Linked DNA regions of Mus musculus: all the other regions are linked to region 1. Evidence: chromatin loops called from intact Hi-C (ENCODE). Cell type or tissue: left cerebral cortex. All regions are shown on one strand. Region 1 holds the start of Rpl15 (ribosomal protein L15). Region 2 overlaps Ube2e2 (ubiquitin-conjugating enzyme E2E 2). Region 3 overlaps Ube2e2 (ubiquitin-conjugating enzyme E2E 2). Region 4 overlaps Nr1d2 (nuclear receptor subfamily 1, group D, member 2). Region 5 overlaps Nr1d2 (nuclear receptor subfamily 1, group D, member 2). Region 6 holds the start of Ube2e1 (ubiquitin-conjugating enzyme E2E 1).

Region 1 (4,000 bases):
CAGTCCTGGTATTCTGTATTGTCTTTTAACCCTTCCTCTCAGCGATCTGTACCCCAACTTAAAACCTTGAGGTTTGGTTTCTGATTCCTAACTACTAAGCACATTGTGGAGGTTTGAATAAGTATGGCCCCACTGACTCATGTGTTTCAATCTTTTACCCAAAGAGTAAAGGTACTATTAGGAGGTAAGGCCTTACACTAGCAAGATTTTACTGAAAGGACCCAGATGTAGCTGTCTCTTGTGAGACTATGCCGGGGCCTAGCAAACACAGAAGTGGATGCTCACAGTCAGCTAATGGATGGATCACAGGGCTCCCAATGGAGGAGCTAGAGAAAGTACCCAAGGAGCTAAAGGGATCTTCAACCCTATAGGTGGAACAACATTATGAACTAACCAGTACCCCTGAGCTCTTGACTCTAGCTGCATATGTATCAAAAGATGGCCTAGTCGGCCATCACTGGAAAGAGAGGCCCATTGGACACGCAGACTTTGTGTGCCCCGGTACAGGGGAACGCCAGGGCCAAAGGGGGGGAGTGGGTGGGTAGGGGAGTGGGGGTGGGTGGGTAAGGGGGACTTTTGGTATAGCATTGGAAATGTAAATGAGCTAAATACCTAATAAAAAATGGAAAAAAAAAAAAAAAAAAAAAAAAGGAGGTAAGGCCTTGTTAGAGGAAGAGTGTCACTGTGGGGTGGGGGTGGGCTTTGAGATCTACCATGCTCAAACTATGCCCAGTGAGGCACACCTCTCTTTGCTGCCTGTAGATCAAGATGTAGAGCTCTCAGCTCCTTCTCCAGCACCATGTTTGCCTGCATGCTGCCATGTTTCCTGCTATGATAATAATGGACTAAACCTCTGAAACTGTAAGCCAGCCCCAAAGTAAATGTTTTCCTTTATAAAAGTTGTCCTGGTCATGGTGTCTCTGCACATCAATGAAACACATTACTACTGAACTACACTCACAGACTTGTAATTTATTCTTCAGCATTATTAAAAAAAAAAAAATCATCCAGGAGGCTCAGCAATTAGAACACTGGCGGCTCTTGCAGAGCCCCCAGGGTTCAGTTCCTAGCACCTACATGGAAGTTTTCAACCACTTCCACCTACCTCAGTGGGCCCCAGGTACAAAGGTGGTCGTGCACAAACATACATCCAAGTAAACACACATAAATAAACACACATAGCCTAAAAATAAACGTTAAAAAATTTTTGAAGACTGTCCTAAAAGAATTCATATCCTTCACTCCATGCTAACTTGCAAGCTCCACCAGATGTGCTTAAAAGAGAAAAAAGTCAGTTACTGCCCCTCCCCCCCCCCCCCCGCACCCCAACCCCACCTCGTCCAGGCTCCACTTGCCAGGACGCTGAGACACTGTACCGCTCAATACCCCTCCACTCCTTCAATGTGTGTCCTTTACACTTGGCATCAAAAGCAATACATAGCATAGTGTTAACGCTTGCTCCCAAGGCTAGAACTTGTATGTTGTCTGAGCTGCATCACCAGCAGCTGAGACTGAGCTCCACGCATATTAAGCAATACATCTGTTGAATTTTTAAATAGGACAGGTGAGGACTCTTAAAATGCTAAAGCTGCCATTTATTCTAAAAGATAAGAAGAGCCACAGATTGATGGAAAAGGTAAACATGATTCCCAAAACCTTTGCCACAAACAAGCGTAGTTTATTAAAACCACACAACTGTATGAAAATAGAAAATTCTGGAACTACAAAAACTCCAATACACCATTACTTCTCAATAAAGAACGCAGTGCAGAATGCCAGCATTTCTTCCTGAAACGGGTCATGGCAAATGAACAATTTGCTATCCTAAAAACGCCTATAAAATCAAGTCCCCGGGCACCTCGGAAAATTCAGAGGGGGACGGGCACCACAGTCCACCCACTAGCCTGGTTCGCGCAAGTCCAAAGTCCCTGGCCGGCCTTAAGGACACGCAAGGTCCACGCGTACCACTTCGCCTACGACCAAGTCACGGCCGTCCTGCGGTCACTGTGCTCCGAGATCACGGAGCGAGGCGCCGGTGGAAACACCAACCTGACACTGCAGGGCAGTGAGACAGCAGCACGCAGGTCACCGCGGTCCGAAGGCGTCCCTCTGGAGCCGGTCCCCGACCTGCTTCCTCCGGCCCCTTGACGTGACGTAAGCAAACTCGCCGCCTCTCACTTTCCGCAGCCTTGGCAGCTCAGGAGCACTGCTGAGAGCTTGGGAGAGCATCCGGAAGCGGCGGGCTGTCCCAGCCTGACTCCGCCCACCAGGTTGGATGTCGGGACTACAAGCCCCAAGAGGCACAGTGCGGCTACAATGCCCCACCGGAAGGAGGGTCGCCGGGGTGGGAGGAGGAGCCACAAAAGGGATTGTGGGAGAAAGCCTTCTTCCTTTCCTCTGGCGGCAGCCATCAGGTAGGGCGGCGGGGTGGTGTTTGTGTGTCTATCCGTCGCGAATCGCGCTAGTCTTCAGCCATCCGACCCCGGCGACCCTACGGCCTCGGAGTTTCTGCCTCGCACGAGCGCCTAGTGAGGATACGGGGTGGAGAGGGTACGAATACGCCGCCGTCCGGGAGGCTTGAGAGACGCAATGGCGGCAGGATCCGAGCTGGGCCGGGGACTGAAGGAGGCGTGGGATGGAAGCGTGGCCTCGGCTTGCCTCTCATCAGGCCGCCCGGGTGGGACGAAGCTCTCCTGGTCTTACTCGCGGTGGCGGTTATAACCCTGCTGCCAGTTCTGGCGGCCTCCGGGAGTATGGAATAGTCAGTCCCGCCCAGCCGGCCCTGCGCCTTGCTGCCTCTGCAGAGCCCTTCTCATTCCCGGTGGACGGTGGGGCTCCAGGAAGGATGGAGAGGCCGTAGTCAATGTCCTTGACAGCGATCGCTCTTTCGATTTGCTTCTTCCTCTCAAAAGGTGAGCCAAGATGGGTGCATACAAGTACATCCAGGAGCTATGGAGGAAGAAGCAGTCCGACGTGATGCGCTTTCTTCTGAGGGTCCGCTGTTGGCAATACCGCCAGCTCTCTGCGCTGCACAGGGCTCCCCGCCCCACCCGGCCTGATAAAGCTCGAAGACTGGGATACAAGGCTAAGCAAGGTGCGTGAGGTCACGATGTGGGTGGTCTATAACACTCCCAGAAAAGTCGGCGGGCCTCAGTTTGGAAGTGCCCCCCCCCCCAAAAAACCTGCCTGATTTAGCTATGCTAAATGTGATATAGGTTACAGATATACTTTAGTCTACATAGTCTATCTTTGTAATTAAAAGGAAGCATTGGAAAGTCTTAACTTAGTCTAACGTATTGGTGGTTGGGTTGTTTTGTTTGTTTGTGTAGGCTATGTCATTTACAGGATTCGTGTCCGCCGTGGTGGTCGTAAACGCCCAGTTCCTAAGGGTGCAACTTACGGCAAGCCTGTCCACCATGGTGTTAACCAGCTGAAATTTGCCCGAAGCCTTCAGTCTGTTGCTGAGGTGAGTTGTTGGGAGTATCGATTGTCTTGACAACCCATTAGGAATGGTGGGCTAGGAAGAAACGGGGAAGCCGGTGGAGTTTCCCTCGGTATAAGGTGGGGATGGAGTTGTTTTGTACTTAGTCACTATCGGTACTCATTGTTACTGTTTTGCTTGAGGATGTGCGGAAAGGGGTTTGGGTTTCTGGACTAGTTTCTACAGACCCTATGCTTTTGGAAGACTGTAAAATTTTGGGCCATTCTGTTTTATTTACATTGCTAATATTCTGTGATCAGTTACTCTTAGGTTGATAAATGGTTGTAGGAGCCCCCTTTCCACAAGCTAGAACTTTTTTTTTCATTTGTTGAATTAATGTATAGGGTTATGGGCTTGATCCCTATTGCTGAAGGGGACTAGGACAGCACTCAATTTCATGTCTGGTTTTTAGGGAGAAAAAAAGTTATGTGCTTTTGTCTACATGTCTGTCATTTAAGCTAGTCTAATTCTTAAGGTGTGTGGGGACCTGGCCTGCTTCAGTCTCATGACCCAGAGTTA
Region 2 (4,000 bases), 610 kb before region 1:
TGATATTATAATGTTAGTGAGATTTCAGTGAAGTGCCAATTTAGGAAGAGTATTTGGTTTTCAACTTCATGGTTTTGTTAGGCTGAAAGGTGGATTTCAGTTGTTCTAATGTGGTTTTCCGTTCTATGATGAACTCAATGAAGTTTGCTTGTAATAACTGTGTTTTTTTTTTCTTGAAGAGTGTATTTTAAAACTTTTCAGTGTTTTGGAGTCAGCAAGCATTTTACAGTTGATGCTCACACTTAATTAATGATGTATTTTAAATCAGTGGTCTCTTAAAATGACAGGTGTGTGGTACTTATCAGCATTCAGAATTCTAGGCTTATGTGCACTAGAAAGTTTTTTTCTAGAGACTCTTTTGCCATTAAAAATATGCAATAAAATTAATGTGATGCTTTCTTGAGAATTCTTGGGAAGGAAATGTTTAGTTGGTTAGGAGTGCTGATGTGTCTTAAGGCATGCAGTCTGTGGGGATATAGAAAGTCTAGATGTGGGAACTGGAAGGATTGCTTAGCAGTTAAGAGAGTCCCAGAACTCATATCAGGCTGCTCACAACCACATGTATCTCTAGCTTCAGGGAATCTGACATCTTCAACTGGCCTGTTCACGGCATACATATACATGGGCATAAACAAAAATAGAAATAAGGTTCATCATTGGGAGGCAGGTAGATGGATATCTGTGAGTTGAAGGCCTTCTAGGGCTACACAGTGAGAATTTGTCTAAAATAAAACATTAGGAGGAGGAAGAAGACAAGGGAGGGAGAGAGGAGGAAGGAAGGTAAGGAGGAAGGGGAAAAGAATAGGGAGGGAGAAAAAAGTACAGGTGTAAAGAAAGATCTTAGTAGCTAAAGTTCTAGTTCCTCCTGCTTCATGCCCACGTTCTTGCTGTGCTGAGACCTGGGTGAGTGAGTGAGTAAACTTTCTATAACGGAAGATTTGTGTGTGTTACACTGCTTCAATTTTCTGAAGTGTGTTCATATATCTCCCATCCTGTTGAGTCTGAATAAATTATGACTGACAAGCACCCACTTTGCATACCTTTATTTTATTTTATTTTATTTTATTTTATTTTATTTTATTTTGAAGCACTGACTGTGCTCAGATCATGCACTCCTTCGACACAGCTTTATGTTAAGCCAGGTAAACAGGCAAACATGTGATCATTGCTCCTGAATCTCCAGGGAAGTGTGTACATTTACTAACTGTGTATCACTGAATTGGGTGTTATGTCATATTGGATGATGGGAATTGGAAATAGTCAGTTATCTTGATGGTTTATGGCTGAAACAATTGTCTGTTAAAAAGTCACCTTTTAATTTGCCTTGGAATATAAGTGTCTCATTCTTTCTTCTTGCTTGTGTATAGTAACCAGTCTTATCCTGAAAATGAGGACAGATAAAGCAGTAGCTGAGAATTCTGTGTGATTTGTTTAATTCACTCTTTTATTGGGGAGGGGGTTATTTATTTATTTTAACCTTTCCTATTGTGAGTTTCCTGTTGTGAGTTTCCTATTATGCACTCCTGTTGTGTTTATCTCCCTGTTCTCTCATATCTGTCCTTTGCTTTTGCAACTGCCCTCCAAAGTAAAACACACACACACACAAAACAAAAAAACAAAGCATAGAAAAACATCTCATCATGAAAGCTGTAGTATGTCACAGTGTGTCCCATGCTATATCCCTCTGTCCACATACTTTCCAATGTCATTACAGTGAGTCATTGGTCTCTGGTTTGAGGTTTCTGGCTTCTGTGACACCATCAATATTGTATTGGTGAGGACCAGGACTCCTTTGGTTATCTTGTTGTTGACCTGTGTCATGGAGATCTTGCAGCTTTGGAACAGCAGGACTGGCCCTTTCCTGCATCTCAACTGTTCTCAGATGATAAAGATTTTAGGGTGGGTCAACTCAGAGTCCTACATCTGGGCCTGGATGGTAGCTGAACTGGTCAGTGTACCAGTCCTCCCTTATCTACAACACCAAGGTGAGCTGTCCAGCACTGCTCTGGCTAGGCCATGCAGTTCCACCATTGGCTGGAGTCAGGGTCAGGTCTCAGGTTCTCATGCACTCTGGGCTGGCTTGCCTGCACCCACACCTCAAGAGCCAGCTCCACTCTGCTGCCCAGTCAAGGCACGGGGCCCACTCTCCAAGTGCTACAGCCTGTGAGGGGCTTAATTTACTCTTAGTGGCCTAAGACTATCATGTGACAGGTACACTCTAAGGGTGAAGTATTGATACTTTTTCCTTTTTTTCCTCAGCCTAGGGACAGTACTAGCTGTCTTCCTTACTCAAGACAGAAATGTAATACATACCACGATTACAGGTTTTGGAGAATTTTAGAATTGCTGTCATTTAATTCACTAGGACACCTTACAATTATTTAAATGGCAATTCTTTCTATAATCCTTTCTGTCTAGAGAAACAGCCTTGATAAGGTAACAGTAGTTCAAAATATATTGTAATATATTGGCTTATTGCTTAGAGTTGTTGAGTTTATCAGGAAATTACTTTTTGAAATGAGTAATTTGTAACCATAGTGGCTGGGAGAGAAGTGTGGGTTCTTTTGGGGAATTCTTTGACAGGAAATTATGGTTTATTAAATACTTATTTTGGTATTTTTAATTGAAAATCCCAATAAAGTTCTTTTAGATTAAAACTGGTTTCCAGCTGGTACAAACGTGTAATCTTAGCACTTTGGAGTTCAGGATCACCATAACTGTCCTCTGTCTGAGATTCAAGCATCTTTGGTTGGTAAGGGTACTCTTTGAATGTTTCTTTTTCTAATTTTGCAAACAGTTTATAAATGTCCCCTGGGAGCTGGAAAGGTGGGTCAAACATGAAGAGCTTGGGCTTCTTCTGAAAAGATCCGAGTTCGGTTCTCAGCACACACAACAGTTACAACTGACTGTAACTAGATGGTGTCTGTAAGGGATTGGATGTTCTCCATAGGGCTCTGCACACCTGTGCATCGACTTATACAGGTATACATGCATATACATAACTTAAAACAAAATAAATATTGTAAAAAGTCACTTATCTCTCATAACAAATCACCTATAGTGGGAGTTTCCTTTTTAATGGGGAGCAATACGTTTTTGGCCATCCTTCTTTCCCTGATAGTCCCAGCAGTTTTAATTTCTTTTTAATATTTATTTTTGTTTTGTGTGTATGAGTAATTTGCCTGCATGTTTGTCAGTATACCACAAGCATGCCTAGTGCTAGAGGGGGGCCCAAAAAGGTCCTCAGATCACCTGGATTGCAGTCTTAGACAGCTGTGAGCTATCATGGGATTGCTGGGAATCAAATTAGGGGTCCTCTGGAAGACCAGCTAGTGTTCTGTCTAGCTAGATGAGCTGTCTCTCCACTCTTAGCTTTTGAAGAAGCCTTGTATATGTCTGTGGTTTTAACTCTTTTATTTTTTATTTTTCTACGTAACTCTGAACAACTTATTTTTATGTAATTATACATAATTGTTTTATTAATTAAATAATATATTAATTAAATAATATATTTGACAGCTTGCTCTAAAATATTAGGATTAATTAGTTTATCTCACCTTTTTAATTAAAAGAATCACTATTGGTTGTCTTTATACTCTAAAGAAGATATTTAAATTTTATTTCCTTCACACTTCTGTAGTATTTATTGGTTCTCTCTTTGAAAAATGGAGATATTAATAGTTTCACTGTGTGATTTATTTCATGCTAACCCACAGTGAACTGTAGCTGGTTTTTTGTTTTGTTTGTTTTAAAATTTATTGATTTTTGTTTTATGAATTTAAGTTTTGCTTCCCTTCGGGAGGCATGATTAAGGTGTCACATCCTTGGAAACTGGAGCAATAGATGTTTGTGAGCCACCTCGTTGGGTGTGGGGTGTTGGGAGCTAGGAACCAAGGTCTCTGCAGGAGAAGTGAGCACTCCAGCAGCAGAACCCTCCAGGAGCAGATGTATTAGCTATAATTAATTTTATATTTTCAAGGGCCAACATTTATGATGCTTA
Region 3 (4,000 bases), 620 kb before region 1:
TTCTGAAACACGCTAATTTCACTCACTATGTGCTGGGAATTTCCAGAGCCTGATGACATCACAGAGCACATAGTCAATAAAGCTCAAAAAGAATGAGTGTGTTTAAATACCTAAATGTAATATGTTTATATTTAGTTAGAAACTAAGGGTTACTTGAATCTGAAGTAAAAATATCACTTTAGGTGTCTTAAGATCTTTGAAACTGTCATTGGAGGATGTATTTGTGTTTAGATCCCTGGAATTTAGCTTCCTTCTAGGTTAGGGAATTAGCTCTTTAGGAATTAATTTTAAAATGCCAGAGAAGTTAATATGTAGAAGTTTTAATTCAGGGACCTACTCATTTTTACTTTAGAGAGACAAGGCACCAATTTTATACATAGTTCATTTGAGTGACCTGCAGAGGATTTCCTCTCATAAGAGTTAATTGTGCCAGAGTACACAATCATGTTGTCCCCTTTTTTCTGTAATCAAGGATTCAGAAAACACTCAGCAGAAAGTCTCTTAAGTCTTGACATTTGAATAGGAGATACAGAGCCTTTGTCTAAATGGTTTTATAATGCTTATCAGTGTTCTCAGGAGGATTTGTCATTTGTACGTAAAGATTTGGATCGGATAAGGTATCTTAGATCAAAAATAGAAATAATTTTTTAAACTGTAAAACTAGAGAAATTATGCTTCTGTTTAGCCATTTAATTGCTTTCTGGGGAAGTGTTCTGGTTGAGCCCAGGCCTTCACATATACGCTTGGCAAGGGCTCTAGAACTGAGCCATACCCCCAGACCTTTAATAGTAGTTTAGTAGTTTAATCTTCTGGTATTCTGAAGTAGTTGAGGAAATTTCAGTTTCAGATTATGGCCCATTACATCATTGCATAGTCTATTCAGTATTATATAGTTTACACATTACTAGGTGTGCACAAAAGAGTATTGAAATGTGTGCACTTCATGACTGATGCAGCACACAGCAGTCACAGCTGTGCTTGCAGTGTAAGGCAACTACTTTTCTAGAGTTCTTGTGTTTGCCATGTGATGGATTGCCTCAGGTTTAGGATACATAGAACAATTTCTCACTGATTTCACATCTCTTAAAAGTTTGCTCACAGTACCCTACCTTGAGAGCATCTAATCCTAAGAATGCTTCTTTCTGTTTCCCTGCTTATACATAAGCCTGCTTAGCTAGCATGCTATATAGCACATACTTACAAGGTTTTTAACTTTAGATATATTTTAACTCAAAGAAGCAAGCTGAGAAAGAATACAAATATTAAATCCAATAATAAGAATGTTAAAGTCAAATAAGAAAACCCAAGAAATATACTCAGGCTTTTAGAGCTAGACATGAAACATAGAGACATAAAATTTCGGTATTCTGTTAAGTGACTTTATTGCTCATAAAAGGTGTCTTAGCCGTGGGGAATGATGCTCTCCACTTACAAGAGAGAGGGAGAGCAGTCTCAATGTCCTGTGAGTGTGTGAGAGCTATTTGGACAGACTTACTGGATGTCATGAACAAAGGGACTAGGGATGAGGATGGTCATGTCATATGTAGTGTCTGTTGATGCTTTATCGCTGTGCTTCCTGCTTCTTCCAGTACTGTGCTGTGCATATTTGTCTTATAAGCTTCTCATAGAAAACTTTCAGTCTGTTAAAGGCCTGCATTTAGAAAAGCTACCATGGTTTTGAATAAACTCTAGGATGAGCTGATGGTGATGAATGTTGATCAGAAGTACTGGGTCATGCCTTTGAACTAGGTAATGATAATAATAAATTGTATTTGAAGTGTCTGTTTTTTGTGTGTACTGAAGTTTGCTCTTGACCATGTCAACAACAGTTTTATTTCAGTCTTAATTTAAGAGTAACCAAAATGGATCCTTTTCAAGAGGACTTTGGATAAAACTCTTTCTCTTTATCTCTTCCCTTCCCCATGTATGTGTGTTTTACCCTTGATGGTGGTGGTGGTGGTGGTAGTGCTGGTGGTGGTGATGACTCTAGTCACAGGCAGTCTCGTTTTTCAAAAGCATGTCTGAGCTGAAGCTATATGATACTCAAAGTGATTACTGGTGACTTGAGGCCCTGTAGAGTCTGAACATGACTTTTGTCAGTTTCATTCTAGGTCTGTCAGCTTGTTAGGTCATACAGGATGTGATAGTAAGGACCAACCTGGGGCTGATTATAATACAATGAGATTGGAGAAGGGCTATCCATTTCTCAGTGCATTTTTGTGTCACTATCTAGGTTATAACGGCTACCTAGGTATCAAAGTATTACGGGAATTGAGTTAGTCATCAGAGCTGCTCCAGGAGCATGAACTCAAAGCAAAGTGAATTCTGAACCTCTAGGGAGATTTCCTCCAGACTGGGAAAAAAGGAATCCTTCAGTGTCTCGGTACACTCTCTATCTGTTGTGCAACATGGTTGCCTAGTCGAGCTGGATCAGAGCCCACACCCTCCTAAGCTTCAGTTCTTATTTAGGATCACATGGTTTCTGTTCTGTTATCACAAAGGTTACTTAAAACAATTTCCCAGCTTAGAGGATTTTAAGCTTGGCTCAGCTCTAAGGATGTATTGATTGGATATTAGCGTGGCAGTACCACTCTCTCTCAGCCCTGTGCCTTTTTACACCGACTTGTCAGGACACTTTGCAGGTCTCTTTACCTGTCTGGACATCTCATAGCTGAGCCCAAAATGCTTCTCCCAGTGCCTATAAAAATTAGGCTCTCAGTCCTTTCTCTCCCCCCCCCCCCCTATTTAAAATACTTATTTTATATTCTGTGTATCGATGTTTGTTTGCATGTATGTCGTGCACCATATATATGCCTGGGTGCCGAGGGAGGCCAGAGAGGGTGTCATATCACCTGGAACTGGAGCTATAGCCCATTGTGAGTTACCATGTGTGTGTTAGGAATTGATTCCAGTCTCTCTGGAAGAGCAGCCAGTTTTCATAACCCCTGAACTCTCTCTCCAACCCCTTCTGGTTTATCTTGTGCCAGTTCTTTTGAGATATAATTTACCTTATAAAAGTAACCCCCTCCATTTTTGTAAATGCTGGCGGTTGAACTTTGCTGAGTGTGCACTGTCCAAAATGCCCCTCCAGCCCCAAGGCTGCCATCTTAAAAGGTATAACTTAGCCTAGGGATTGCAGGTAGCTCAATGGCAGCACCTGCCTATCATGCCAAGATCCTGAGTTGAGTCCTCAGCAGTACAAAGCAAAGCAGAACTCCGAGGCTTTTCTACTATAAGCACTAGTTAATTTAAGAATATTATTATCACTCAGTAGAAACTTTCTGCCCATTAGAAAACACTTTCCTGTACTGTCTCTACATTCCCACCATGTACCTGTCTAGACATTCCTTACAAATGAGCTTGTACAGTCTGGTCCTTCTGGCTGGCTTCGCTCACTTAGCATAAAGATTCAAGATCTTTCTGCTGAAGCTTGCAGATGCCAGACTTCATTTGTTTCTGTGCCTGAGGTATATTGTCATGTGGATGCACCATGCTTTACCCGTCAATTAGAGAACATTTGAATTGTTTTTACTTTCTGCCTTGTGAATAAAATTGCTACCAACATTTGTTTCTAAATTTTCCATGAATGCAGAGAAGAGAGGTTTTAGCAAACCCCAGAGTTATTTGTTCTATAAATGGGCAATTCTCATTTTTATACCTAATTATACTTCTTTTGTTTCATGGGCTCTGTTTCTCTTCATTATGAACATACCTTGTTGTAGTCCCTACCACAGCAGAATAAATGACATGCCATTCTTTAATCCAGGATCTAAGATGTCCACTGAGGCGCAGAGAGTTGATGACAGTCCAAGCACTAGTGGAGGAAGTTCTGATGGAGATCAGCGGGAGAGCGTTCAGCAGGAACCTGATCGAGAACAAGTTCAGCCTAAGAAAAAGGAGGGGAAGATATCCAGCAAGACAGCCGCGAAACTGTCAACCAGTGCCAAAAGGTAGCCAGCCGTTGTTAGCACTTCATTTGAATTTCCTTCCTTGTACTTAG
Region 4 (4,000 bases), 50 kb after region 1:
CTCAGAAATCCACCTGCCTCTGCCTCCCAAGTGCTGGGATTAAAGGCGTGTGCCACCACGCTCGGCCCCAGCTTTTTCTACCTGTCTTCTTATCTGGGTTCTGGAGATCTGAACTCTGGTCCTCACATGTGGCACAAGCCTGTGCCTATGAAGCCTTCTTCTACCTCTTATATTTTTAAACACAGATCCCATCTTTACAAAAATTGGGCCAAAGAGTTATTATCTTTAAGACATTTTTTTCCTTTTTTATTAGTATTGAGGATTGAACCCAGGGTCTCATCCATTCTAGTGCACTATCACTGAGCCATATCTTTATCTCCTACAATTTTTATTTTCAAGTTAATACTCTCATTGCATTGCGCTTGATATTCTCCAGCTCCTTATGTTCACCATCATCTAGACTGTTGTCTGGAGCCCCCAGGCTTCCTGCTTATATTTCACAGTGCTTGGAATCTGTTAGTCAATGTGTATTTCACAAAGGCAGAAATAGATGTTAAAAGTATGTGGTGGGGGTAGGCTTCATCCCTATAAAGTGTGCTGAGAATTGCAGTATTGCCGTTTGCTTGTGGCTAGTGGAAAAATTGGTGGATGCAGGCAGATGGTAGGTGCCTATAGTGCTGGAGAAAGGTGACCATTGTCTCTTGTGTCTGCTGTTCATCGAGGAACCAGTGAGTGTTTGATGATGGGGGCAGAAGCACAGCGGACCTTGGCAGAGGAGAGAAAAATAACTTATTTGGTCTGGGAAATAAGAATTACTTATTTGGGAAAATTATAAGTTTGGCCTTGGTGTTAGTCTTGTAGCATTTTATCTCTTTAAGGCAAGAAGCTTAAAATTATACTCTTAACAACGATTTTAAACACTATTTCTCATCCAGAGAAGAATACAGCTTTGCAGAGGCCAGGCGAGTTTGCATAGGGGTTGTGGAGGTTACTTCAGTTAACTTACTGTTGTGTTTTGGGCCTCTGGTAGATAGGGTTATCTTCTACCTTAATGTTGTTCTTGTACAGTTGTATGTCTTCTGCCACTCTTTAATGTGGCCTGTAACTATGTTAGGAAGACACATAGTGTGTCTGCACAGAGATGGGTGTACAAGTGCTGTGATGGGTGGGTCCTAGAAGGAAGTGGGCTCTGGACTCACTGCAGAGTCCTGTCTTCAGGGAGTGTCAGAGCAGCAAGCTTGGGAGAATTTGTCTGCTGTTCCAAATGAAATCCCTGTTCCCCGTTAGCATGTGTCTCAGCTCAGTGCCAAGGAAGCCAGCTCTGGAATAATGGGGAGGCTGAGGACCAGTGCAGGTTTTGTGTGTGTAGTTTGCTGGTGTGAGCCAGGAATGTACTCAAGTTAGAAAATGGAAAGACTTAGGTCTGTGTGTTCTTATGACAGACAAATTACTGAAGGTTTTATCATTGTGATATCAGTGGGATATAACATAACTTTGAACTTTGTAGAGGGAGTAATATGACACATAAAGAATCTTTTGGTGTAAACAAAAGTAGTGTCAATCACTTTTTGTTTCTGAAATTAGTGACATTTCTAACAATTCAGTAAAGTAGTATATTTATCTGAGTAAAATCAGATACATGCATCATTTTGTATATGTCTACTTGCACTATTTTCTAGGAGGTGTGATTGCCTACATCAGTTCCTCTAGCTCTGCCTCCAGCCCTGCCTCTTGTCACAGTGAGGGTTCTGAGAATAGCTTCCAGTCCTCGTCCTCGTCTGTTCCATCTTCTCCAAATAGCTCTAACTGTGATGCCAACGGCAATCCCAAGAACGCTGATATCTCTAGCATCGATGGTGTTCTGAAGAGTGACCGCACAGATTGTCCTGTGAAAACAGGCAAAACCAGTGCTCCTGGCATGACTAAGAGTCACAGTGGAATGACAAGTAAGTCCATTAGTATTTTATATTATTGTCACTAATGCAGATGGCCTTTATGTCCCAGGCTTGTTACTTGGTGTCATACTACTATATTCTCCCTCTGGTAACCATGGTCAGTCATGAGGCAAAGTATCAGTGATGCCTTTAGAAGTTTCTGTCAGGGGCTGGCTGTTATGTGGTCCTATGTTAGGGTTTTACTGCTGTGAGCAGACACCATGACCAAGGCAAGTCTTATAAAGGACAACATTTAATTGGGGTTGGCTTATAGGTTCAGAGGTTCAGTTCAGTATCATCAAGGTGGGAACATGGCAGCATGCAGGCAGGTATGGTGCAAGAGGATCTGAGAGTTCTACATCTTCATCTGAAGGCTGGTAGCAGATTACTGGCTTCCAGGCAGTTTGAACTAGGGTATTAAAGCCCACGCCCACAGTGACAACACCTATTCCAACAAGGCCATACCTCCTATTAGTGTTACTCCCTGGCCCAAGCATATTCAAACCATCACAGTGGCCCAACTGTGTTTCATCTTCCCTTTACCACACACTTACAGAGGGGCCTTTCTACCAGACTCCTAGTACTGAGCATAGTCTCTGTGGTAGTGTTTGCTGGTTGTGGGATGGGTTTACTTTCATGAAGCAGGAGTTGGGAACATTTGGGATTAGGAAACCCAAGCAGGATGGCACTGATCAGTGAAGCAGTTTATCTGAGCAAGTGTGGGTGGAACAGGTTTAGTGGGGCAGGTAAAAAAGGCATGGACCTTGTCCATCTCTTGTTGATTTGAAGCAGCACAGCTCAAAACCTTTGCACCATTTTTCTTTGTGATGCTGGGGATTGAGCTCAGGCCTCATGTTCACTACGCAAGCACTCTTCAATAATTATACCTAAAGCCTTCTTTACATTTTCCTTTCCTTTCCTTTCCTTTCCTTTCCTTTCCTTTCCTTTCCTTTCCTTTCCTTTCCTTTCCTTTCCTTTCCTTTCCTTTCCTTTCCCTTCCCTTCCCTTCCCTTCCCTTCCCTTCCCTTCCCTTCCCTTCCCTTCCCTTCCCTTCCCTTCCCTTCCCTTCCCTTCCCTTCCCTTCCCTTCCCTTCCCTTCCCTTCCCTTCCCTTCCCTTCCCTTCCCTTCCCTTCCCTTCCCTTTCCTTTCCTTTCCTTTCCTTTCTTTTCTTTTTTAGATTTATTTATTTATTTTATCTATATGAGTACACTGTAGCTGTCTTCAGACACTCCAGAAGAGGGCATCAGATCCTATTACAGATGGTTGTGAGCTACCATATAGTTGCTGGGAATTGAACTCAGGACCTCCGGAAGAGCAGTCAGTGTTCTTAATCGCTCAGTCATCGCTCCAGTCTCCTACATTTCTTTCTCTTTTCATTTTTTTTTGGAAAAGATTTATTTACTTACTTGCTTTTTTAAATTTATGTGTATGTGTGTGAGCCTGGAAGAATATATGTGAACCATGTGTGTAGGTGTTCTTGGAGACCTGATTAGGTGGGACTGAGTTCCATGCTGTTGTTAGCTATCACATGGGTGCTGGGAACTAAACCCTGGTCTTCTGAAAATATTCTTAATCGTTGAGCTATCTCTTCAGCCATCACCATTCCTGCATTTTCTATTGATTTCTCTGCTTGAATTCTTAATTTTTTATCTAGATTTTTTTTTTTTAAGTTCTTGTTGCATGTCTGGTATCAGGTAACTACAGATTTACAAAAATTTGCTTAAAATTGTCAAAAAATGAAAAGGCTGCAGTTTGGTGCACTTGCCTGGTGTGGGCAAGGGTCTCTGTGGGAGTGGGGGGAGAAAGGAAGAGATTATTTTCTTCTGTGTGTAAGTGTATTGTTTCAAAGCACTTGCAAATTGAATGAGATAAAAGATTCAATTGGAAAAAGCACTTGAGTGATTATCCCAGCTTTTTATTTTCTGTCTCCTTATGCCCTAGAATTTAGTGGCATGGTTCTACTGTGTAAAGTCTGTGGGGATGTGGCATCAGGATTCCACTATGGAGTTCATGCTTGTGAAGGCTGTAAGGTAAAAAAAGCTTTTATTTCTTACTACTTATCTAATTCTGGGAGTAAAGAAAGTGGGTTAGGTTTGTGAGTGTCCACAGCTTATTTAGAAGGGGG
Region 5 (4,000 bases), 60 kb after region 1:
TAAGAAAGGGTAATTATGGACTAAGGTGCAGCTTTTGTAGTGGAGCTCTTGTTTTGCTTGTGCCAAAAGACTATGGATTTCATCTACTAGCAGAGAAAAGACAAAGATTATTGATTATAATTGACCATAATAACCAGGGTGAGAAAGAGATCTGTTTTCAAAAGTCAAGGCCCTGCACATGCATGTAAGGTGGTCAAGACCCTGCACATGTGTGTAAGGTGGCAGCTGTTGCCCATTTAAGAGGGTTCTCAAGTTCTTGTTTATGCAGTGTTTGCCTAGGTTACCTCTTACAGTAGGTCCATAGCTGTTTCAATTAACTTGTCATAAGGCTTTTAAAAGCACATTGGAGACAGGGTCTCATGTACTCATGCCTGGCCTGGTACTCACAGAGATCTTTCTGTCTCTGCTTCCCTAGTACTGGGATTAAAGCTTTACAAGGTCATTTAAGTGTATAGGATATGTGTTTCTATTTTATTTTAAATTTTATTATTGTTGCTTTTTGTTTTGAGATAGGGTCTTACTACATACTTCTGTTGATCTTAAACTAAATGTGAGTACCAGTTGGTTTTGAACTCAGAGATCCTCATGCCTTTTCCTCCCTTGTGCTGAGATTAAACTCATGTGCCACCACATCTGGCTATTTTAATTTTAATTATGTGCATGTGTGAGTGTGGGTGTGTACACATGTGTGAAGGTGCTGAAGGAGGCCCCTGAAACTGCAGTTAATAGGCCACTGATGAGTGTGCTGGGAACTGAACTACAAGAGCTAAGCCATCTCTATGGTTGAATATGTGATTTGTAAAGCCTCCATTTTAAAATATTTACCCACTTCATTGGTGAGAACTCACACATTTTCTTATGTACATTGAAGATAATCTAATTGTATTTACTATGGTGAGAATTCCTGTTTTGAGGTAAGATGTATTTACAGAAAGTGATGGAAGGCCTTACTTGAGTTAGGAGTTATTTCATGTTGTGGTTTCTCATAATCGAGGTGACACTTTGGAATTTTTTGCCACTCTTCAAAATTTAAGAGTTTTTCTATTTCTTGTAAATTAGGTGTGTCCTATGAGCAAGTCTCCATATGTGGACCCTCAGAAGTCTGGACATGAAATCTGGGAAGAATTTTCAATGAGTTTTACCCCAGCAGTAAAAGAGGTGGTGGAATTTGCAAAGAGGATTCCTGGCTTCCGAGATCTGTCTCAGCATGATCAGGTCAATCTGTTAAAAGCTGGGACTTTTGAGGTAAGTTTTATTTATCCTGATTGTTGATGCAAAGCCATGTACTTAATTCTTTTTTCTTTTCTAAATAAATGTTGATGGTTCAGAGTCTCTAACAAAACAGTAACTATCACAGAATTCCAAGAAGGGAGGGACAGGTACATTGAGCTACTTGCGACTAGAGTGTTCAATTCTGTGACCCCAGCATGTAAGTTACAGGTTCTGCCGGTAGTTTCAGGTGTAGATGTATTGGTTTTTGCTTAGTGTTAGATACCCAAAAGCTGAGTCTAATGTTTACTATATTGAATACAGAATAAATAAGGAGAGTGGGTTGTGTGTGGCATGGTGGTGCATGCCTTTAGGCCTAGCTTTTAGGAGGTAGAGGCAGGTGAATCTGAGTTCCAGGCAAGCCAGGGCTACATAGTGAAATCCTGTGTTTCCAAAACAAGCAAAAGTAAGTACCCCCAAAACCCAAGAAAGGAGACTGGCAAATGGTTTTTACTTTACGAGAATATAGAATATTCAGCGACTCAGTAGACATCTCTATGCTGCCCTTTCTCCTCAGATCCTTGGCAGCTTGTCCTCAGTCACTGCTTTTAAGATAAGGTTTTGAGTAGTCCAGATTGCCTCAATTCCAAGTTCTCTCCCAGTTGATGAGTTTGGGGTGTGTTGCTGTGTCCTCCTGAGTTTGGGGTGTGCCACTGTGTCATCCTTCTGCCACTGCTTTTTCCCTTTTTTCATCCCAGCTTCTCTTGAAGAGATGCTTTGTGCCTGTGCTTGGACTGCCATGGCTGCCCCTTGTATAGGTGGGCTGGTCAATTGCTGCCTCCCAGTGGTGACTTAGAGGTCACTTACACACAGCTCTGAAATTTGAGGGGACAGTAATAGGTGAACATCTTGTGGCCAGACCTTTAAACTCTGAGCAGTTTGAGAAGGAATCAAACGTATTAGGCTCTTTCCCCCGATGAGTCGTACAGATTTAAACTATCAGGTACTCTTGGTGTTAAGTGCTGGCCTTCATAGAATGTGCCTGGCTAGAGAAACCTCTAGTCTTTGTGCATTCTCCTAGGTCTCATTTCTTCTTCCTTACCCAATTTTCACATGTGCCACAGAAGCCTCTGCTACCTGGACTATCTGAACTAGAACAGAGAAGTACTATTTTAGTAATAAACCATCCCTAGAATAATTGAGCAACAGCTGGGCCTTTCAGTTTAAAGGAATACAATGAAACTTAGCTTTTCACGTCTGCGGGTTCAAGTCAGAGGCTGATGCAGTCCATCTGTTTTGGGAAAGGTAATTCTTGCCCAGAGGTGACTGGTATGTTATGTCTAGGATGTTCTTTCCACCCTGTGATTGTGCTTCAAAGGAATTTGCACCATTATCAGAGGAGATTCACTTCCTTTTGGGTTGTCTGGGCAGGCCACTTTTGTTTGAGGCATTGTAGAAGATCGTGTTGCCCAGTGCAGTTTCAGATGTAAGAGAGGCATCCAGACAACATTGATGTCACAGATAGAGTGTGGACGCATGCTGCAGTCCTGTGGTACGATCAGTTAAAACTGATGTGGACTGAGCAGCAGTCTTGTGCTGTGATGCGATACAATCTTGGATGTGGCCTGAGCAACAGTCTGCGTTGTGATGACTGAAATAGAACTTGTCTTACACCATAGACACCTAAAATATGCTTTTCATGAATTTCTTTGGCTAGACCCATTTTTCCCCCAATAATATTCTTTTTATATCTTGATCACAGCACACTGCCCTCTTCCCAGTCCCTCCCTAACAAATCAGTCTCCCCATTGCCCCGAAGGGGAATCACCCTTGCATATCACTCCTTCCTGCCCCCCACTCCCAACAACTACTTCCAGCAGGACTGGGCACACATCCTCTTCTAGTGGGCCCAACCAGGCAGTTCAGGTTGGTGGAAGGGAATCCAGTGGCAGGGAACAGAGATCAAGACAGCCCCTACTCCACTAGTTAGGGAACTCACATGAAGACCAAGCTGCACATTTGCTACAAATGTGTAGAGGGTCTAGGTTCAGCTCCTGCATGCTCCCTTGGTTGATGGCCCAGGCTTTATGAGTCCCCACGGTCCCAGGTTAATTAATTCTGTGGGTCTCTCTGTGGTGTCCTTGACCCCTCTGACTTGCTCAGTTCTTTCTCTTACTCTTCCACAAGACTCCCAGAACTTTGCTTTATGTTTGACTGTGGGTCTCTGCATTTGTCTTCCTTTGCTGCTGAAGAAAGCCTCTCAGGAGACAGTTATGCTAGGTTCCTCTCTGTAAGCATAGCAAAGTATCATGAATAGTGTCGGGTTGGCTCTCTTACATGGGATGGGTCTCGAGTTGGGGTAGTCATTAACTATTCAAGTTAACTGTTCCTTCAGTCTCTGCTCCATTTTTATCCCTGTACATTTTAAATAGAAGATAAATTTGGGGTTGAAGGTTTTATGGGTAGATTGATGTCCCCTTCCCTCCTTTGGAAGGTCCTGCCTGGCTACAGAAGGGGGTTATTTCAGTCTCTATATTCCCCTCTGGTAGGAGTCTCAGCTAGGGTTCATCTCATAGATTCCCTATACCTCCCCTTCTCATCCAGACATCCAGCTAGTCACCAGAGATGCCCCCCACCCCGATTGCCAGTCTTACTCTCAGCCCTCTCCTGCCCCTTGTCTCCCCACACCCTGATTGCCATCCCTGTTCCCCTCCTTAACCCATCTCCTACCCTGTTCCCTCTCTCCATCCACCTCTGTTGATTATTTAGTTTCCCCTTCTGAATGATTCTC
Region 6 (4,000 bases), 59 kb before region 1:
AGTATAAAATTGCACATGCCTGGTGTCCTGAACAGAATCCCAGTCTGGGTTTTTTCTCACAGGCGTGACCTCTGCTCCAAGCACGTAATTGCCAGAGGGAGGAACAAGTGTCATCAGCTCAAAGGAAAAACCTGTTAGGGGTCTTTTCCTTTCCTTTCCTTTCCTTTCCTTTCCTTTCCTTTCCTTTCCTTTCCTTTCCTTTCCTTTTTCCTTCTCTTTCCTTTCCTTTTTCCTTCCCTTTCCTTTTTCCTTTCCTTTTCCCCCTTTCCTTTCCTTTCCTTTCCTTTCCTTTCCTTTCGTTTCTCCTTTCCTCTTTTCTTTTCCTTTCCTTTCTCCTTTCCTCTTTTCCTTTCCTTTCTCCTTTTCTCTCCTTTTCTCTCCTCTTCTCTTCTCTTCTCTTCTCTTCTCTTCTCTTCTCTTCTCTTCTCTTCTCTTCTCTTCTCTTCTTTTCTTCCATTCTTTCTTTTCAAACGAATCACTTTTGGGGAGGAGTCAAAGTCCTCGCCAGGAGAGTACCATCTTTTCCCCACACCGGCCCCCTCACTCCCCAGCCTTTTCCCAAAGCCCTCCTGGGAAGAACTTCCCCTGGTCACCCCGGGCTCCACCTGCCCCAGTGGCCCCCAATCCCGCCCGGTTGCCTCGGCTCCGCCCGGCGCGGCGTCCCCAGGCCAAGCCGGGGTCGCTCGGGGCTCCCGGGCCGCGGCCCCCAGGTGCGGCGGGGGAGGGGCGCGGGGCGGGGCGGAGAGGAGGAGTGGCGCGGAGCGTGTGCGGCCGGGGAAGCCATTGCCTGGTTAATAGTTGCTGTTGCTGCACTTCCGCTTCTCTCCCAGTGAGAGCGAGACACGAGTGGCCAGGCCCAGTCGCAGCCGCAGCAGCAGCCGCGGCGGCGGCACGGAGCAGCCAGACACAAAGAGAGGTGCGGGGGCCCCTCAGGGCGGGCGGGCCGCGGGGCCTGGGGCCGCGGGGCCGGGGGACGGGCGGCACCGCCGGGCCGCGGGCAGCAGGGCCGGGCGACCGGGATGGCGTGGCGGGCCCGGGCGGCGGGGGCCGCGCGAACTGTCAGAGCGGCCCGGTCCCCGCGGGGACCCGCCCGCCCGGGGCGCATTGTGCGCGTCGGCCTGCGAGCGCAGCCCCGCGTGGCCCGGCCTGGCCAGGAGCCGTGTCCCCGCGGCCCACGCGGCCCACGCTCGGCTTGCTCACCCACTCTCGCTGCTCGGCTCGTCCCGACCTCGCCAAACTCGAGCGGACGCCGGGAGGCCTGGGGGACCGCGGCGGCGGCTCCCGGCCCTCCCCGGGCCGCCCCCGCGCGATCGTGGCCCCCGTGTCTCTTCGGCCGGTGCGGCGGTGGGCCCCGAGCCTCTGCAGGCAGCGGGGGCGGCCCGGCCCGCGCCCTCCTGACAGCGGAGTTCCTTCCCTCTTTGCAGCGCCTGCATGGTCTGTGTTTCTGTTTTGTTTCCTCCCCCTGCAGGGGCCGTTCGCGGGGTGGGGTGGGGGGTTCGCTATGTCGGATGACGATTCGAGGGCCAGCACCAGCTCCTCGTCATCTTCGTCCTCCAACCAGCAGACCGAGAAAGAAGGCAGCACCCCCAAGAAGAAGGAGAGTAAAGTCAGCATGAGCAAAAATTCGAAGCTTCTCTCCACCAGCGCTAAGAGGTATCCCACTCCTTTCTCCACAGGCATCCGAGCTTCCCAGTGGCCTCGTGCTGCATGTCAGGGAGGGAGGCTTCAACGACGTTCTCGTGAGTTCTCAGGCAGGAAAATGGGGCATGGGAGTCCCACCTGTTTTCTCTACTGCTCGCTGCTTCTGGTTTTGTTAGTGCCCTCGTCCATATGCAGGAGTTGTGGTTGGCCTCGTCCGTTTCTTGTTGAAGTTTCAAGAATCCTCATTACTTTTATGAGTGACTCCCAATGTGATTTCAGAGTCTTCATCCTAGTAATCACGAATCTCTGACTTCCCGGAGGCTGTCATCATACTTCATTATTAAGAGTACCTTCCTGGGCAACTCTGTTAAAACTAGTTCTGACCATCTTTCTTCCTCTTCACCTGTTGCAGGGGTGGTGTTTTCTGAATAGGGTTTTCTCCATACATCGCTTAAGGAATAACTAACTCTCATTAGCGGTTAAAAGAATGTCATGTTTTCTGGCAGAATTTGAAGAACCTTTGCCTGTTTGGAGAGTTAAGGGAGATGAAAGAATCAGTGAATAACTGTAAAATTATTTCAGTTATTTTTGGATTTTTTTTTTCTTTTCTGTTTAAAAACTTCAGTTTGACACTTTTCAGAAAGACTTGTTTTACTAGACAAGGTCTCTTTTGGCCCAAGCTGGCCTTGAACTTAGCACTTCTATCTCAGCCTCTTGATTGTTACAGAAGTGAGCCACTTAGTTCACCCAGCGATAATCTCTCTCTTGTGTAAAAAAAACCAGGTGGATAATTTACCTCTGTCAACCTTAAGTCACATTCTCTGATCCTGTGTTCCTTAAAATAATCTCTAGTAGATACCTGGGAGCCTGCCTCTCCTCTCCTTTCATACCCCCTTTTTTTGTTGAGATGGTTGGCCATAGTAAGGAACAGAAACTCGGCTGCTGGGGAATGGCATTCTTTAAAGAATTTTAAATGAAATGGAAGGTCTAAATGGCTTCGGGTCTCTCTGCTGAGTAGTGAGCCTGGAACTCAAAGATTGTCAGTTTGTTCTGTTGTTTTCCCTGAACTGAAATTCAGAAACTTGGTATGCTGTCTTAGTGAGCTAACTGGACTGATAGAGTAACTTCAGGTCATTTTAAATGGTTGCTGTTGAGGTCTGGAGAGATGGTTGATGCTTTGGTAAAACTGTTATCAGTTTCAGTGGTCTGATTATATCTCAGTCTCTCCAGGGTCTTTGATGAACCCCTGTGAATCTCCCAGAACCTAGATTCTATCCTTCTTGCTCAGGATGGCCTTTCTTGATCAACCCCGGCCTTGAGCTCTCTGTTCTACTTTTGACCTGTCCTGCCCCAGTGCAGGACATTAGCTGTGATGTCACTCCTGCCCCAGTGCAGGACATTAGCTGTGATGTCACTCCTGCCCCAGTGCAGGACATTAGCTGTGATGTCACTCCTGCCCCAGTGCAGGACATTAGCTGTGATGTCACTCCTGCCCCAGTGCAGGACATTAGCTGTGATGTCACTCCTGCCCCAGTGCAGGACATTAGCTGTGATGTCACTGGGGCTTTTACGTTGTGCTAGACATAAGGAGAAAATGGACAGGTATACAAAGTAGTTTTCTTTTTGTCAGTATAGTACAAATAAATAGATTTTCCCATAGACACAGCTTGTGTATGCTTAAGGAACTTAGAAACTTAGTTCTGGGCATAGTAGTACAGGCCTTTTGTCAGCTCAGCCCTTGGAAACAGAAACAGACAGATAGATGTCCTGTGAGTTCAAAGTGAGTTCCATGAGAGTCTGTCTCATGAACAAAATGCCAAACAAAAACATGTAAAACTATTTGATAGCTTGGATAGTAGTGTACTGGCCTAGCAGGCTTGAAACATCATCAAGAATGGTAAGCCCAGGAGTAATGGTAATAATGGTCATGGTCATGGTCATGGTAAGCCAGGTAGGTCAATTCAGAGTTTTCCTTTCTAAGGATATTGAGGGTCAGAAGAAGCCAACTATAATGCACTGAACCCTGCTGATTTTTAGCTGGACCTTTTTCTCCAGTAAAAAGAAAAACAAACTGAGTGTTGACTGGAGAAGTTCCTACCCTCAGAAAACCTTTGGGAGTGAAGAACAATCATGGCATTCCTTGTCAGCCTGGCCTATGAGAGGCCACTCAGAAACAGCTGGTAAAGAAACATTAAAGTAGAAATGGCAGGCGGGAAATGGAGCCAACATGCAGTATGTGCCTTTTAGTGCAACAGATTTAGACTTGTAGATTCCTTGTTGAAAGAGTGGCTATTTGTGTTAAAGGAAAGCTAAGGTTAACATCAAAAGGCAATTGGGAGGCAGAGGCAGGCGGATTTCT

The links. Hi-C counts contacts between places; a loop is a spot of excess contacts. Peaks named below come from ENCODE experiments on the same cell type or tissue, not always from the same donor. Only the 100,000 strongest peaks of a DNase experiment are listed, where the experiment ranks them.
Region 2: it touches region 1 in a loop (7-fold over the local background); 3 of 42 quality-filtered maps call a loop at or near these places.
Region 3: a loop joins it to region 1, with 4 times the contacts of the local background. A loop is called at or near these places in 3 of 42 quality-filtered maps.
Region 4: a loop joins it to region 1, with 2.1 times the contacts of the local background. A loop is called at or near these places in 20 of 42 quality-filtered maps.
Region 5: it touches region 1 in a loop (2.8-fold over the local background); 13 of 42 quality-filtered maps call a loop at or near these places.
Region 6: a loop joins it to region 1, with 7 times the contacts of the local background. A loop is called at or near these places in 13 of 42 quality-filtered maps.

What each region holds. Positions count from the first base shown.
Region 1 is chr14:18,269,373-18,273,372 of GRCm38, reverse strand. Rpl15 (ribosomal protein L15) reads left to right here and starts at 2,387. Exons shown (of 4, transcript NM_025586.3): 1 at 2,387-2,414; 2 at 2,913-3,094; 3 at 3,330-3,466. The coding sequence starts at 2,923. Nkiras1 (NFKB inhibitor interacting Ras-like protein 1) reads right to left here and starts at 2,237. Exons shown (of 4, transcript NM_023526.4): 1 at 2,050-2,237. In left cerebral cortex, a CTCF peak has its summit at 2,376; DNase peaks (open chromatin) are centred at 1,486 and 2,260; H3K4me3 peaks cover 3,082 bases; H3K27ac peaks cover 1,419 bases.
Region 2 is chr14:18,880,687-18,884,686 of GRCm38, reverse strand. All of the region lies in intron 2 of Ube2e2 (ubiquitin-conjugating enzyme E2E 2), which reads left to right. Among named protein-coding and RNA genes, the nearest start is that of Ube2e2, 11 kb to the left of the region's middle. In left cerebral cortex, no CTCF peak of the experiment used is centred here; no DNase peak of the experiment used is centred here.
Region 3 is chr14:18,888,216-18,892,215 of GRCm38, reverse strand. Ube2e2 (ubiquitin-conjugating enzyme E2E 2) reads left to right here. Exons shown (of 6, transcript NM_144839.2): 2 at 3,767-3,950. The coding sequence starts at 3,775. Among named protein-coding and RNA genes, the nearest start is that of Ube2e2, 3.6 kb to the left of the region's middle. In left cerebral cortex, no CTCF peak of the experiment used is centred here; DNase peaks (open chromatin) are centred at 2,439 and 3,443; H3K4me3 peaks cover 636 bases.
Region 4 is chr14:18,219,873-18,223,872 of GRCm38, reverse strand. Nr1d2 (nuclear receptor subfamily 1, group D, member 2) reads left to right here. Exons shown (of 8, transcript NM_011584.4): 2 at 1,620-1,886; 3 at 3,817-3,905. Among named protein-coding and RNA genes, the nearest start is that of Nr1d2, 17 kb to the left of the region's middle. In left cerebral cortex, no CTCF peak of the experiment used is centred here; DNase peaks (open chromatin) are centred at 485, 1,237 and 1,716; H3K27ac peaks cover 203 bases.
Region 5 is chr14:18,209,024-18,213,023 of GRCm38, reverse strand. Nr1d2 (nuclear receptor subfamily 1, group D, member 2) reads left to right here. Exons shown (of 8, transcript NM_011584.4): 6 at 1,060-1,245. Among named protein-coding and RNA genes, the nearest start is that of Nr1d2, 28 kb to the left of the region's middle. In left cerebral cortex, a CTCF peak has its summit at 2,055 (motif pointing left); a DNase peak (open chromatin) is centred at 2,020.
Region 6 is chr14:18,328,603-18,332,602 of GRCm38, reverse strand. It overlaps Ube2e1 (ubiquitin-conjugating enzyme E2E 1), which reads left to right and starts at 759. Exons shown (of 6, transcript NM_009455.3): 1 at 759-916; 2 at 1,469-1,653. The coding sequence starts at 1,502. In left cerebral cortex, no CTCF peak of the experiment used is centred here; DNase peaks (open chromatin) are centred at 786 and 1,598; H3K4me3 peaks cover 1,591 bases; H3K27ac peaks cover 1,096 bases.